3 separate regions of the Homo sapiens genome follow, and all the other regions are linked to region 2. A link is a contact called in ENCODE Hi-C or POLR2A ChIA-PET data. All regions are on one chromosome and are shown on one strand. The core of a region is the stretch at or near the end of the contact, and the rest is flanking DNA. Distances in the headings are between cores, read along the strand shown.

Region 1 (4,589 bases), core at 735-3,234, 880 kb before region 2:
GGAAGGCAGTGGTAGGCAGAGAATGTCTGGGAAATCGTGAGAGGAAACTTTTTGGGGTGATGACAATGGTTTATATCTAAGGAATTTTGGTTACACAAGTGTATACATTTGTCAAACTCAGTGAATGTACACTTAAGATTTGTGCATTTTGTTGTATGTAAATTTTGTCTCAAAAGGGAAAATATGTAAACAAATATTTAACTCTAGGTAGTAAGACACATGCCATATTTTGGGAGAAGTAAAACGATGCTTGTAATTAACTTTGAAATGCATTTAAAAATAAGGTATTTGGGATAAGGAATAAAGCAAGATAAAATGTAAATCTAGGTAGAATCTATGTGGTGAGCACATAGGCGTTTGCTTTAAATTTTTATAATTTTGCTATATGTTTGAAAATCTTCAAAATAGAATGTTAAGATAATTTTCTTTAAAGGACTGAGGTTTCTAGAGCGGGAAGCCAGAAGACGATAGCATCATTAGAAGAAATAGAGAATTTAGGAATAGGAAGGACAGCTTGGTGGAAGGTGTGGCATAACTGACAGGTCTTGATACCTACGAAGTCCTAAGTAATTTATGCACATATTTCTATATTTCAATGGATCTTCACAAACACCTCTAATCATCAGCACATCCATTTTCAGATGAGAAAATGGAGGTTCTGAAAAGCTATATAATTTGTTCAAGGTCATTAAACTATTAGTGTGCTAGGGGTAGGACTGATTACATAATTTGCAGGCCTAGTGTAAAATGAAAATTTGTGTTTCCTTGTTCAAAAATTATTAATAGCACAGCATTAAAACAAGCACAGGGCCCTTCTAACGATGAGGCCTTGTGAGACTCAGGTTTCACACACATGAAGCTAGGGCGGCAAGGAAGATTTGAATCTCAGTCTGACTAACAGGAAAGCCCATGCTTTTTCCAGTAAACCATGCTAGGTCAGATGAATGGTTCATTTCTGTGCGCAGTGAATGAGGCATGATGGTGATGTCAGATGGTGATGTCCTGTAGCCAGTTAAAAACCAAATTGCAGGTAAGGAGTTCCTTCTGTGATGTCTGTTGTCTGTCCTCTTCTCAGTGGGCATTTGGTTATTACATTTGACCTAGGTTAGCAACGTAATTTTTGATCAAAGTCTCAACAGTGTATCTCTTTAAATATCAAGGTACTAAGAATAACTCCTTTCATGTGTCCTCTCTGAAATTTGTCACCGGATTTCTTCTTTCTGATAAATGTGTCAATACTTAATAGTGGCGATGAAATGTCTTCTGCTACACATCTGGGTGGATCTGGAAGCGGAGGAACGTTTTCCTCAATTTAACAGTGGATCCTAGTAGTTGAGTTAAATGTTGGTTTCATTTAAGAGTAAGCTACTTTCTGAATGTAATTATGCTTCCACTGATAACAGCAACTTTTACTTTAGTTGGGAAGACATATCTATTATGTCTTAATCAGACAACTCTTGTGTGTCTTTGAGGAAGAGTGGGAGATCTGTAACTTTTCCCAAGAAAAATGAAAATGTCTCAATCCTAATATTAAAGGAATTCGGCTGTATTGGGTTAGGAATGAATAAACTACATCGATGTCCTTTATCAACTGTAATTCCTCTACTTGAGTCTCAAAGAATACTAAGTTTACGTTTTAATAAAAAATTACTAAAATTCCAGAAAAGTCTTTCACATCAGTCCCTGCTGGTCAAATTGGCAGGCCAAGCCTAGACAACAGGTTGCGCTTTGGGCTAAGACAGCCTCTAGAGGGCAATCTCCTTTCCTGCGAATCCGCCCTAGTCCGTTCTATCCTCCCTCTTCCCGCTCCGCCTCAGCTCGCTCTCCGCCTTCTCCCTGGCCCGGTCCCCGATCCCTTCCTCTCCCTCAACTATTTCCTCCAGGCGTCGTTCTTGCCCCGCCCTTCCCCGTCGCGTAGCGGAAACGGTCGCTCTGGCTTCCTGGAGGACTTGTCATCTGTGCCCGGCGGCGCAGGACGGCGGTGGGCGGGGCTCACGCGAGGCGCTGGAACGGTCCGGGAGATTCTCGCTCTGCTGCTTTAGCTTCGGAGTGTTTGGCGATGGGGCAGCGCGAGATGTGGAGGCTCATGTCGAGGTGAGTGAGAGAGCGAGGGGCCAAGGGCAGGCTCTTCAGCGGCACTCGCCACAGTGGGAAAAGGGCCGGGGGTGGAGACTGCTGGCCTCGAAGTTTCGAGTCGCGCTCAGAGGCGCCGCTGTGAGACCCCAACCTTGGCCCTCCCCAAGCCCCAGCCCCCGTCCCTGTCTTTCCTTTCTCCCTCTAGCATCTTCTTTGCAGCAGCACTCTGGTTTTCTGCCACTCTGGCTCTTAATTCAGGCTTGTCCCCACACGACTTTAATTCTTTTGGCCTCAGTTTCTTTCCTTTCTTAAAAGTTGGGTGCAGTCTGGGGACACGGACAGATTTAGCTTAGCGGAACTGTGCGGCATGTTTTGTGCAGCCAGCACACACAGGTGCTTTGCCAGTTGCTGCACCTCTCTCTGCCCGTGGTGTGATTTTATTCAGCTTTCTTGCATGGCTGCAGCGTCAGTATAGGCATTTGGAACTTTCAGGCTAGTGTTGAGGGACATTTAACGTGGCATGGGGGAGCATGTTTGCAAACATTGTTTAACTTTTTGAAAGTACCCCTCACTGCGCTTTGAGCTCAGCCTAGGAAATCTGGTAGCCATCATCTTTAGGCTGCATGCGCCTTAAACAGCCCACTGCCTGGCCCTGTACTGTCATACCAGGTAGCAGCTGCGCCCACTTGAAGGGAGAACCGTCCTTATTTCTTTAAAATAAGGACGACTTAAATTACTGGATTCTTTAAGCCTTAGAGTTTGCCTTCTGGGTTTCCTGAAAAGGGATGGAGGTGTTTCCTTGACTTAAGAAGAATAGTTTCAGGGGAAAGTGTCTAGATGTCTAACACTGTATCCACAGACCTAATTCTCAGTAAATTTTTGTTATACATTTAAGAGTTGCTTTTCTGTTTGTTTTTTTAATACCTTAAAATTAGTTGTCCTTGCACCAGCTCATGGAGAGATTTAGTAAATGCTAAGAAAATCAGTACACGTAATCGTTACTGCCGCTTTTTCAGTGTTGTCAGCAAATAGCAAATAGAGAAACAAACTGGAAAGACATGTTTGTTAAAGTTAGCTGACTTAGGAAAGGATCTGTCATTTCCACAATTCAGCTTGGCTTTCTTCCACCCCACGTTCCAAGATGCAGTACTCTGTAGGTGAGGCCAGGACCATTTTGGGGGCTTTGATCTGAGATGCCTTTTCCAGACTCAGCCCTGAAGTGGGTATTATCCTAGAAAGCAGAGGCCAAGATGGTCCAGTCCACAATACCCTAACCCACAACTGTATAAGGGAATAGGGTGCCACGGAAAGTGTTTCTGAGAGGAAAAAAGGCCTTGGGCCATGGTTGACAGTGTTGGGCAGCCCCACTTGAACTCTGGCCTCCCTTGGCTTCTTCGGTACTGGCCTACTTTTCTAATGCCACTCTCCACCGCCTCTCCTTACCCCAGTGCCAGTTTAGCTCTTGGACTTTTTTTTTTTTTTGGTTCCCAAATCATCTGTCTTAGGGTAACTCAAATTTTTGTCTAACCTGACTTGCCCTGAGCTCTAATGCTGGTCACAACCCTCTGAATGCCTCAGTTGCACCTCATATATAAATTTGCACTTAAGGGCTAGGCGCGGGGGCTCACACCTGTAATCCCAGCACTTTGGGAGGCCGAGGCGGGCATATCATCTGAGGTCAGGAGTTCAAGACCAGGCTGGCCAACATAGTGAAACCCCGTCTCTACTAAAAATACAAAAAAATTAGCTGGGTGTGGTGGCAGGGCCCTGTAATCCCAGCTGCTTGGGAGGCTGAGGCAGGATAATTGCTGGAACCTGGGAGGGGGAGGTTGCAGTGAGCCGAGATCATGCCACTGCACTCCAGCCTGGGCGACAGGGTGAGACTCTGTCTCAAAAAAAAAAAAAGGAAAAAAGGAAAAGAAAAATAAATTTGCACGTAAGTATAACCCTTACTCTTTGTCTCTCTTGGCACTATCATTCTTCTAGATTCTCAAACTTACCTAAGTTCTCCCACACTCCCAAACCTTAACCTCTTCCTGTGGATTCAGGTTTCAACAGTAGTCTCAAAGTTAATCACTTTTTCCTCTTCCCAGTGTGAATTGTTTCTGTACAAGATTGCCAGGTTAATCTCGCTAAGGTTTTACTTCAGTGCCTGCCATTCTTCTCAGAATCTCACAGAGGTGCCCTTCTGCTTATGCAATTAAATACAGTTTTACCAGTCTGGATTTCACAGATTTGGCCCCAGTATATTCATGGATGAACAATTACCTACTGTTCTGTTCTACTTGCTGGGAAGCACAGTTCTAGGCATTTCTATTATCCTGTAGCCACTCTGGACTACTTGGTTTTCCTACTGTTCCTTATGTAGGGCCCTTGGAGTCTGAAAGGAGAGCAGATAGGAAACACATAATTAGACAAAAGTAATTTTTGATTACCAATTCTGGTAAGTGTCTTAAGGGACAAGTACAGTTATGAGAGCCAGATTTAGATAGGGAGAGGGAGTCAGGAAGCCT
Region 2 (4,726 bases), core at 545-3,044:
TCTAGGCCTAGCACAAATGTCATTTGCTCAGCAATCTTCTCCGTCCTTCTTAGTTTGGGAAGTAATCTCTTCTTATGAGCTCCTTCCTACAGGACCACAGTAAGAAAAATCTGTTACTGAGTATTCCTTTTCCTCACTAGACTGTAAGCTCCTCGAAGGCAGGATCAATATTAAAATTATCTTAGTTTTTGTCACTGCAGCATGTTATACATAATATATAGTTGACAAGTACTTAAAAAATGAATTGTTGGGCTTAGCAAATCAAACACACAATGGACCTCATTATAATGAATAAGGTATAAGAACAGTACTGGTTACATGGATATGAGTCCGAAGCGTCACAGTGTGACAGCCTCTTAAAGCCTGTTTCTTCCTTTGATTCATAAGATCAATGTCAACAAAGCCACAGGACTCATTTTTTTTTGGCTTCTAAGGCAATTTATAAAAGCTCTTTCAGTCATGCTTGCATTACCTTCAACAACTACCTGTCGTACACTCATATGCAGAATATTGTGGGGGTGGGCCGGGCACAGTTGCTCACTGTAATCGCTGCACTTTGGGAGGTTCAGGTGGGCAGATCACTTGAGGCCAGGAGTTCCAGGGCAGCCTGGCCAACATGGCGAAACCCTCTCTCTACTAAAAATACAAAAATTAGCGGGCGTGGTGGCCCGCGCTTATAATACTTGCTACTCAGGAGGCCGAGGCACCAGAATTGCTTGAACCAGGGAGGCGGAGGTTGCAATGAGCCTAGATTGAGCCACTGCACTCCAGCCTGGGTGACAGAGTGAGATTCTGCATCAAAAAAAAAAAAAAAAAAAAAAAAAAGAATATTGTGGAGGCTACAAACTTTCATAAAATACTATCTCTACTCTTCTAAGGCAGAAAGGGTTTTTTGATTTTATTAAGTGCCACCCTACCTAAAGTTATTTGAAAACCTGACAATACAGTAATAATGATTACAGCTACATACATTGAGCCATTATGTGCCGGGCATTGTTGTCTGTAGTTTTAACATATTGAGGCATTTAATCCTCCCAATAACCACGTGAGATGAACTAAATATTGTCCCCCTTTACAGATGATGGCAACTGAGGCAAAGATTAAGAAACTTACAAAGGTTTCATAATGTAAGAAGTGGATTTTGAAGCCAGGGAGTGGTTTGGTTTCCAGCTACACTGAGAAAAGAGACCAAGTCTTAGCGTATTTTTATCTCATAAAGAATCTAACATCTGTTTTCATGTAAAGTTCCGAAAAGACTGCACTATGCTTCATGCACTATGCTTCAGGAGTGAGGAGTGGGTAGAAAAAGCGGAATAGTTTTAGGTTTTAGTCACTCCAAAACATGATTCTGTACGAAAGAGTAGGTACTGCAAAGGTAGTGGCATACACATCCACCCCTGGACCATTTTCCAGCCGCCCGAACACCTTCCAGATCCTCGACACGGAGACCGGCTCCAGGGCCTTTATCTACCTGCAGGTAAACTGTCCAGGAATCGGGGGACGCAACCCAATCTGCAGTGGTAACGGGACCTCCCAGGTACCCTGGGGATCCCCCACAGGCGCGTGCTCTACCCAAAGCCGATATCCGCCAGGCGGGCGAGTCCGAACGCGACTGACAATTCCTTCTCCCCGACCCTCGAGAAACTCACGCCCCGCCCCTCAGCCGACAAAGCGCGGTGCCCCTCATACTTAGAATCTGCAGAGAACACAGCTCTCCTAAAGTTCAACTCGCTGCCGCCACAACGAACCACGCGGATGTTCTCCTCCTCCACCATCTTTGCGCAGTAGCGGAATGGCCAATCTCTGGTCCCGCCCTGAACTTCCTTCGTTGAGCCGGGTAATAAGGCTGTTCCCAGCCCACAGAACCCACCCCCGGGCCCTTCTAGGCCTGAGACTCGGTGGTAGGACTCCGCTTCCGTGCAGGCACCTTTTGTGTGGGCAATGTCAAACTAAGACACTTGTAAGAAAAGGTGAAAGCAAAACAGAGATTTAGAGACAATCAGTTTTTATTATATACCTATACACAATTATTTAATACAGACATATTTCTCTCAGGCCTTGTCAACCTGACTCTATGGCTTTTTCCGCCAGAAGGGAAAGGTGGCGTATAGTGTACCACGTGACCTCCAGTCGTCCCACCGGAGGCGTCGCTTTCTAGTGTCTGTGGTGTCGGCGCTGCAGGATGACGCGAGCCTCTCGCGTCCCTGGTTTTCTCGGTCGCAGCGTTGAGTTATTGGGTGGAAAGGTAGCTTTCTCTTCCTTGTACAGCTTTTTGTTCCTCTCATTAGCCGTTCTTCTGTTCTTGTGAACATCGCTTAGGTTACTACAGAATCTCCACAGTCCTAGGGCCTAGCTTTCTTCCTTTGGAAATCTGGCTCCTACTCCGGGATTCTGGTGCATCTTCCGCAGCGTTCAGTGTAGCTGCTCGGGCTAATCTGACATTCGGCCAGTCCCGCCAGGTTTCAGGGCGCTGGTCTCTGGTTTCCTGAGTTTTACCTTTTCCCATTAGTGAATAGAATCTGTGGGTTAGGAACCCCTAAAATCTCAACATGTTTATTTTTGCCAGTTTATCTCCAGTTTTCCTTTGTAAACTTACACGTATCATATTCTTGGACCCTGTATATTATGTTGCCTATTTTGATTTCGCTTCTTGATTTGTGGATTTACCACAAAATTACCAAGGTCTCAAATATAGTCACATGTCACATAAGGATCTTTCAATCAATGCATATAACATGGTGATTCCGTAAGATTATAATACTGTGTTTTTACTGTACCTTTTATGTGTTTAAATACACAAATACTATTCTGTTACAATTGCCTGCAATATTGAGTACAGTAACATGTTGTTCAGATTTGTAGCCTAGGAGCAATCAGCTATAACGTACAGCCTAGGTGTGTAGTAGGCTGTACCATCTAGGTTTGTGTAGGTACACTCTGTGATATTCACACAATGATGAAATCACCTAAAATGCATTTCTTAGAACATATCCCCATCATTAAGCCACACATGATTATACCTATAAGTTTATTTATGGTGGAGAAATACAATATTCACAAAGGTCAAGACATATCCTGGGACAGCACCACTGTAAAAATCAGGGATAAATTTACTTTTTACTGAGGAGTCTAGCTTATTAAAGTGCTCAAAACTTTATTATTTGGGGAGCCAGAACTAGAAAGGGAGATATTTAATAATTTTGGTTTATCTCAAGCTGTAACCAGCTTTCTCTTTCATGACTGTGATACCCTTTGTCACAGTGGATGGAGTGTAAAATATCACTTTTGATTCTGCAGCCTTAACCTCTTTTTGTTTAGTCTCTTGATGTATGCACAATAAATCTTTTAAAGACTTTGTTGGGTACTTTGTAACCTGATACAGGCTTTTCCTTAGGGCCTGAGCCAAGAAACAAAATAAATATTTTCACTCAAATTAGTGTGACTTTAGTTGTATGTTACTGTATGGTAACTTTAGATTTTTCAGAAAAGAATCAGAAATCCTGATATGGACAAAAACTAGCTGGATTGATAAATGTATAGGAGGATTATTTTACACAGAGTTTTAATTTACTGAAGTGCCCAGAAAGATAAGTCATTTGTATTTTGATTTCTTTTTACATAATTTTTAAGGAACCAATCCCACCTACAGCTGTTTAATTAATAGTGCGTTGTCTTTATCATGTAACAAGAAGGCTGAGGTAGGCAGAATAGGGCTAGTGCAGTGGATCATTCATGCCACCAGGGACCTGTGCTTTCTCTACTTTGTTCTTTGTGTTATTGTCCTTAACCATATTGGTTTTGTCCTTATGCTCACAGTTCATGTTCCTTTCAGTTAGAAGAAATAAGGGAATAGCAAGAAAGAGCATAGCCTATATACAGAAGGAAAAGGATTTTCCAGAAACACTTATTTGGCATCTTCCATCCAGGAAATATTTACTAAGTGCCTAGTATATGCCAGACATTCTTTCAGGCTCTGGGAATACTGGAGTGAGAAAAATAGTTAACAAAATCTGTATGTTACTGGACCTTACCTTATCATGGGAAGAAACAAAAACTTATTATACTTTTGATGTATTTATGTGCCAAGGGGAAACTCAAAGTAGAAAAGAAAGTGATTATAAGGGTTTGATCACCTTTATTATGGGTTTTCAGGGAAAGCCTTACTGAGAAGGTAACATTTGAAATAACCTGAAAAGGTTGAGAGTGTGAATAAGCATGGAGCTGTTTGGTGAAAGAGTCAGCCAGAGGAAAGAGTATTCCTTTCCATGTTCAAGATAAGTCAAGAGGCCAGTGTGGCTGGAGAATAATCATCAAGGGGGTATAGTAAAAGGTGAGGTCAGAGAGGTAATAAGAGGCCAGTTCATAGGGTCTCCTAGATCATTGTAACAGCTTTGGGTTTTACTCTGAAATTGAAGACAGTGTAGCCTTTGTGTTAAAAAGTGAAACGATTAGGCTAATTTTAAAAATTTACATACAATAAAATCTGCTTTCTTTGATATCTATGATGCACAAATTATCGTATCCACCATCACAAATAGGATACAGAAGAATTCCAGCACCTCAAAGAATTCCCCAGTATTTCTCCTTCCCCTCCCCAAGACCTATCCCCTGGCAACCACTAATGTTCTCCATCCCTAGTTTTGCCTTTTCCAGAAAGCCATGTATAAATGGTATCATATAGTATGTAACCTTTTCAGTCTAGCTTCTTTCAGTTAGCATATTGCAT
Region 3 (4,909 bases), core at 365-2,864, 740 kb before region 2:
ATTCCCATTTTACAGATGAGAAACTGAGGCTCAGGGATCTGAAAGGCTGTCAAGCAAAGGAGACAAAAATATTATTTTGTATCACTTTAGACCTTTCATTTCTTAACTATTTTTGGGTCATGGACCCTTTTCAGACTGACTAAAGTTTCAGATCCTTTTTGCAGAAAAATCTTGTTTCTAAGTTCACAGTTGGAGCGCTATTGGCCAGGTAGGACTAATGAGAAACAGGTACTGCTTCCTAAGTGATTGTCAGTTCAGCGTAAACAAGGCCTTGCTAACAACAGAAAAGGAGGAACCCGTCAAAATGTAATGAGCTTCCTGTCACTGAAGTGTTCAATCAAAATGTGGCTGGCCTGTCAGGAGTGCTACAGAGGAGATAATAAAATGGATTGGAGGTTGGTCTACAATTTTAAAGCATCCTTTTGTTACAACATTGTGTGGACCTAAATAAGTAATGATTATAATTTTTGTTTAATGGCAAAACAAAATTAAAAACTGAAATTATTCTTCCAGACCATTCTGCTTGAAAGCAGAATGCCTAAATAATGTTATTTGCCATCTATTTATGATAGCCATGTTAGGTGTTTGAAAACAGCCTCATCCAAAGGGAAAAAGGAATAGCCAACTGTTGATCTTGGTTTGATTTATACTTTGTCATAATAAAAGTAGATTCCCTATTCCTCCGAATTCTTATCTAAAAATTTCCCTGAGAGAGCTGCCACATACACTAGATCCTAAAAAGATGGTCTTTGATAAGAACATTTACTAGTTTACAATTTTATGTTAACCTAATTCCCTAAAGGATAGGGGAAGGGCTGGTGTCAGACCAGAGACAAGAGAGACAACTCCAATTGTTCCGCTTTGCTTCTTTGACCCCTTAACTCATGGCTAAAGGATCTTACCCGTCTACTCCTCTTAATTTCTTATTTGCATCATTTCACCTCAATATTCAGCCTCCCACAGCTCCAAAGAGCACGAGAGCTAATACTTTGCTCATGATATGCCATTCAGAGCACAAGCCTGACAGCTTGGCATATCAATGCAATGTTCACGGGCAAATCTCTTACCTGAAAATCTTCACTCACTCTTCAGGTAGGCAGCAGGGTGGAATTGCAACTCATAATGAGATACCTTTCACTGGGAAGCCCAGAACAAAATTGAAGGGGTAGGGGCTAACTCTTCTCGATTAGGGGACGGAGATGTGAGGCTCTATCCACGGCAGCTGGCTGAGAACGGTCTCGTTTAATTAAAGCCTCCTGTAACTCATGGGTTTCTGCCATTGAAAAATCTAAAAGGCACAGCTGACAAGCAAAGACCGACAGACACCCGCCCTTCACCAGTCACCCACCTCCCAGATGTTCACTTACACAACACGTTGCCCGGCAGCTGCGCGCCCATGGCACGTCCGGACAGCCGTGGGGTCCCGGAGGCAGCCTGCGCTCAGGCCCGGGGCGGGTCTCCGAAGCTCCCGGAGCAGCCCTGTCGTGGGAGGGGGGCTTGCTGGCGTCTGGGCGGGCGGCAGCTGAGGCCGGGCGGGGGCAAAGTGCAGTCCAGCTGCCAGGGCAGCGGCGCCGCCTTCTCGCCGGCGCCCGGCTCAGCCAAGTGGCAGCATGTGGAGGACGGGGCGTCCTTCGGCGGCGCCCGGGCTCCCGGCCCCTCCTCCTGCCGTCGCCGCCGCGCCCGCCGCGCGCTCCTCGCGGGTTCGCGGCCCGCACCTGGCCTCCAGATGGCCGCCCAAGGGCGCTCGGCTCCAGGGCGCGCCCTCTGGGAGCGACCCACGAACTTCGGGTGGCAGAGGGTTGCCTCGATACTTCCTCAGGCGCAGGGTCCGAGGCAGGGGCGGGCGGAGCGGAGCTGGGCTGCCAGCCGGTTGGTCTGGGCCACCGCCCTCACGCCCCCCGCAACTACCAAGCAGCTGCCGGCGCCGCAGCGGGAACAGACCCGCAAAGGTCAATGAAAGCAGAAGCCAGCGAGGCATCGCAGAGGTCAATGAAAGTAAGAGCCAGCGAGGCATTTCGCTGGCCCTGCCCCTGGTCTCGGCCCCCTGGGCTGCGAACTCTCCTGAGCTCCGCCCTGGTGAGAGGGGGCGCTGCCCTCCAAGGCCTCTCCCCCGCGGGGCCTGCCTTGGGACAACAGGTGCTGGGCCGGGGCACTGAGCCCGCCTGCAGGGGGCCCCGCAGCCTGGCCGCGGCCTTCCCAGCTAAGGGTTCTGCGCTTGGGCCGGGCAGAGCTGCCAGACCTGCTTTGACCTGAAACCCCACTCTCGCAGAGCTAGGCCAGGGATTCCGCCCTTCCCACCTCGTTTGCACCATGAGTATGCAGAGCAAAAGTGTTGGAAGTACTTAAACATTTAAAGGACATATCCATTTTATACTTTTCCATACAGAAATACTCAAGAACATTTTCCAAGCGTGTTTCTCTTTCAAACAAAGTATCTCTAAAGGCCATTTTCTCACTCTTTAAAGCATTGAATACCACTGCCTCAAAACATGGCCATTATTGAGTTACACTTCCCCGCACAGTCCATGTGATGCCTGCATCTGCCCAGCATGATTTCTAGCAATAGTAAAAGTCCCAAGAGAACTACAAAAGAACCATTATTTTCCTTGTGTTCTACAACGGATTAGTCAATGCGAAATTCATGCTTGAAGGGACCTTAGTGATAATTTTGACTCCACATTACAGATGAGGACACAGAGGCCCAGAGTTCAGCAGTACAACGAAAGAGAGTGGAACTTAAAAAACTAACAATCTATAAACTGAGACTTAGCTCTTTGAAGGTACATTATAGTAAAAAATAAACCTAGATTGCAGAAGAGTTGAGAAGTTTAAGTTACACAAAAATCTATCCCAGAATCTCAGATTTTAAATGAATCAAGCATTCTTATTTTTATCCAGGCTTAAATTAGCTAAGGTTATATACAAACCCAGTGGCCCAGAAATGTAATTTTTCTTCATGCTAGTATGATTAATGGGATTGGAGTTGGTACATCCTGACAATCATAGAATGTAAGTATACCTATATTAATTGATTTTTCTGATAAGTATCATTTTTTTTTTCTTTTTTTTGAGATGGAGTCTTGCTCTTGTCGCCCAGGCTGGAGTGCAATGGCGCAATCTTGGCTCACTGCAACCCCCACCTCCCAGGTTCAAGCGATTCTCCTGCCTCAGCTCCTGAGTGGCTGAGATTACAGGCGCCTGCCACCATGCCAGGCTAATTTTTGTATTTTTAGTAGAGACAGGGTTTCACCATGTTTGCCAGGCTGATCCCGAACCCCAGACCTCAGGTGATCCATCCGCCTTGGCTTCCCAAAGTGCTGGGATTACAGGTGTGAGCCACCGCACCCAGCCAGTATCAATTTTAATGTATACAAATTGATTATACTTACATAAAACAAATTATTCAGTTCTACATATTTCAGGCACACCATGCTAAATAATTATGCTCAAATGCAAGGTTCCACTTTTAGGCCTAGTTCTTCACTTAAGTTATGTAATTTTCTTGTGCTCTTCCTTCCCCAGCTTTAAACTTCTATCAACCTAGTGCTGGAATCATCCTTAGGAGACCCCTGGGTTCCACACTGAGGGGATGGCGTCAGTTCTTGATGTGATCTAGGCAGAGGAGACACTTAGAAATTTGTGTTTTTTACTTCCCAGTTACCAGGTCAGAAGGAAAGAAAAAGTGGGTGAGAGTCTCTGGCCTCCATCAGAAGAGAAACCCATAAACTTGAAAATTTCTTTCACTCAGTTTGAGAACAAATTGGACCAGCCTTTGGTCTACAGATGAAGCGGGCCATGAGGGAGCGAGGCCTACACACCGAGCCAAGCTGCTCCTGCCAGGCTGGAGCCTGACCCTTCCTTCGCCATCATAGGGCTGGCCAAGCTGGTGGGGGAGACCCAGGTCAGGTCTGGCAGGGATGACTAAGGGAGGACCTAGCCCGTGGCCTCTGCCATCTGCCCGGCTGCCCTCATGGGTGTGCACTGGAGAGAGTAGAGCAGGAGGGACAAGCCTGGGGCTGGTGGGGAGACCGCACCACCACCCTTCTGTGAGTGGCCCTCTCTGCTCTCCTCTCTGTGGGGCCTCTCTCAGGTCCAGGCCAGTGTGAACAGGTACTTGCAGGTTGGGCCTGGAAAATAGCCTTGACTTCTCTCCTCAGGACTGCAGGCCATGCTTCTGGTCAAGATGGTGCCATGTAAGACTTGGAGGGAAGATGCGTCGAGGGAACTTGGCGCCCTCTGCCCCTGGGATTCGGGAAAGCTGGCTCTCCTCCCAGCTGCCCAGCCTAGAACTGGGAGTCAGGGCATAGCATTTCTGCCCCTCTGTCCTCACCTGGGCTTGAACAAGGATAGAGGCAACAGGAACCAAGAACTCCTCAAACTGGTGGTGGCAGAGACAAACTGCAGGATTTTGAAAGTGCTGAGATAACTTTTTAAAAGCTGGGGAATGAAGTGAAAGGGGTGACGAAGGACCCAGCGATGGCCTGAGGTGAATGTGGTTAGGGTGAGGGGCCGTAGCAAGTGTTTAGTGGTTTTGTTTTCTCCAGAGTTCATAGAAGTAAAACTCATAAAAACAGCAATGATAAAATCCTGGAATTTGAACATAAGCAATCTCACCCTAGGGTCCATGCTGTTGACAGGAAACAAATACTGAGCTGGATTGAGGATTGCATTTTAAATAGTAAACTTGCAGTTAGCAGAATCAAATCAAGGCACTCACATACTCTTTGCTCTGTAAAGAACTCCCATTTCCATCCCCAGCCCCATAAAACTTCCACGTCAGACAGACAGACCACAGAGGTACATAGCTGACTCCCGCCACTGGTTTCTCTACTTAAACGAGCACCTTTAACTTCCATTTTTGCCTCAGGCAGACCAGTCAGAGCTTGCACCTCTGGGAGAAGCAAGGGAG

What was found. Hi-C counts contacts between places; a loop is a spot of excess contacts on that map. ChIA-PET counts read pairs that join two places held with the same protein, here RNA polymerase II (POLR2A). Pooled maps may share reads with other maps.
Region 1: a loop to region 2 is called in a map of CD8-positive, alpha-beta T cell, with 29 times the contacts of the local background. The contact joins the promoter of HIBCH here to the promoter of WDR75 in region 2. A Hi-C loop is called at or near these places in 8 of 168 maps with a recorded cell type or tissue (CD4-positive, alpha-beta T cell, CD4-positive, alpha-beta memory T cell, CD8-positive, alpha-beta T cell and 3 more), 5 of 37 single-sample maps with no recorded cell type and 17 of 50 pooled maps. POLR2A ChIA-PET finds 5 or more read pairs at or near these places in 2 of 52 experiments (OCI-LY7 and naive thymus-derived CD4-positive, alpha-beta T cell).
Region 3: a loop to region 2 is called in a map with no recorded cell type, with 13 times the contacts of the local background. The contact joins the promoter of AKAP19 here to the promoter of WDR75 in region 2. A Hi-C loop is called at or near these places in 4 of 37 single-sample maps with no recorded cell type and 4 of 50 pooled maps.

The regions. Positions count from the first base shown.
Region 1 is chr2:190,317,221-190,321,809 of GRCh38, reverse strand. HIBCH (3-hydroxyisobutyryl-CoA hydrolase) reads left to right here and starts at 1,984. Exons shown (of 14, transcript NM_014362.4): 1 at 1,984-2,094. The coding sequence starts at 2,060.
Region 2 is chr2:189,438,542-189,443,267 of GRCh38, reverse strand. WDR75 (WD repeat domain 75) reads right to left here and starts at 1,794. Exons shown (of 21, transcript NM_032168.3): 1 at 1,690-1,794. The coding sequence starts at 1,775. It also overlaps a transcript of COL5A2 not described here. RefSeq lists enhancers at 1,349-1,398, 1,419-1,648, 1,669-1,798, 2,059-2,278, 2,299-2,458 and 1 more.
Region 3 is chr2:190,177,568-190,182,476 of GRCh38, reverse strand. AKAP19 (A-kinase anchoring protein 19) reads right to left here and starts at 1,614. Exons shown (of 2, transcript NM_001042519.2): 1 at 1,368-1,614. RefSeq lists an enhancer at 861-1,660 and silencers at 1,439-1,888, 2,159-2,258.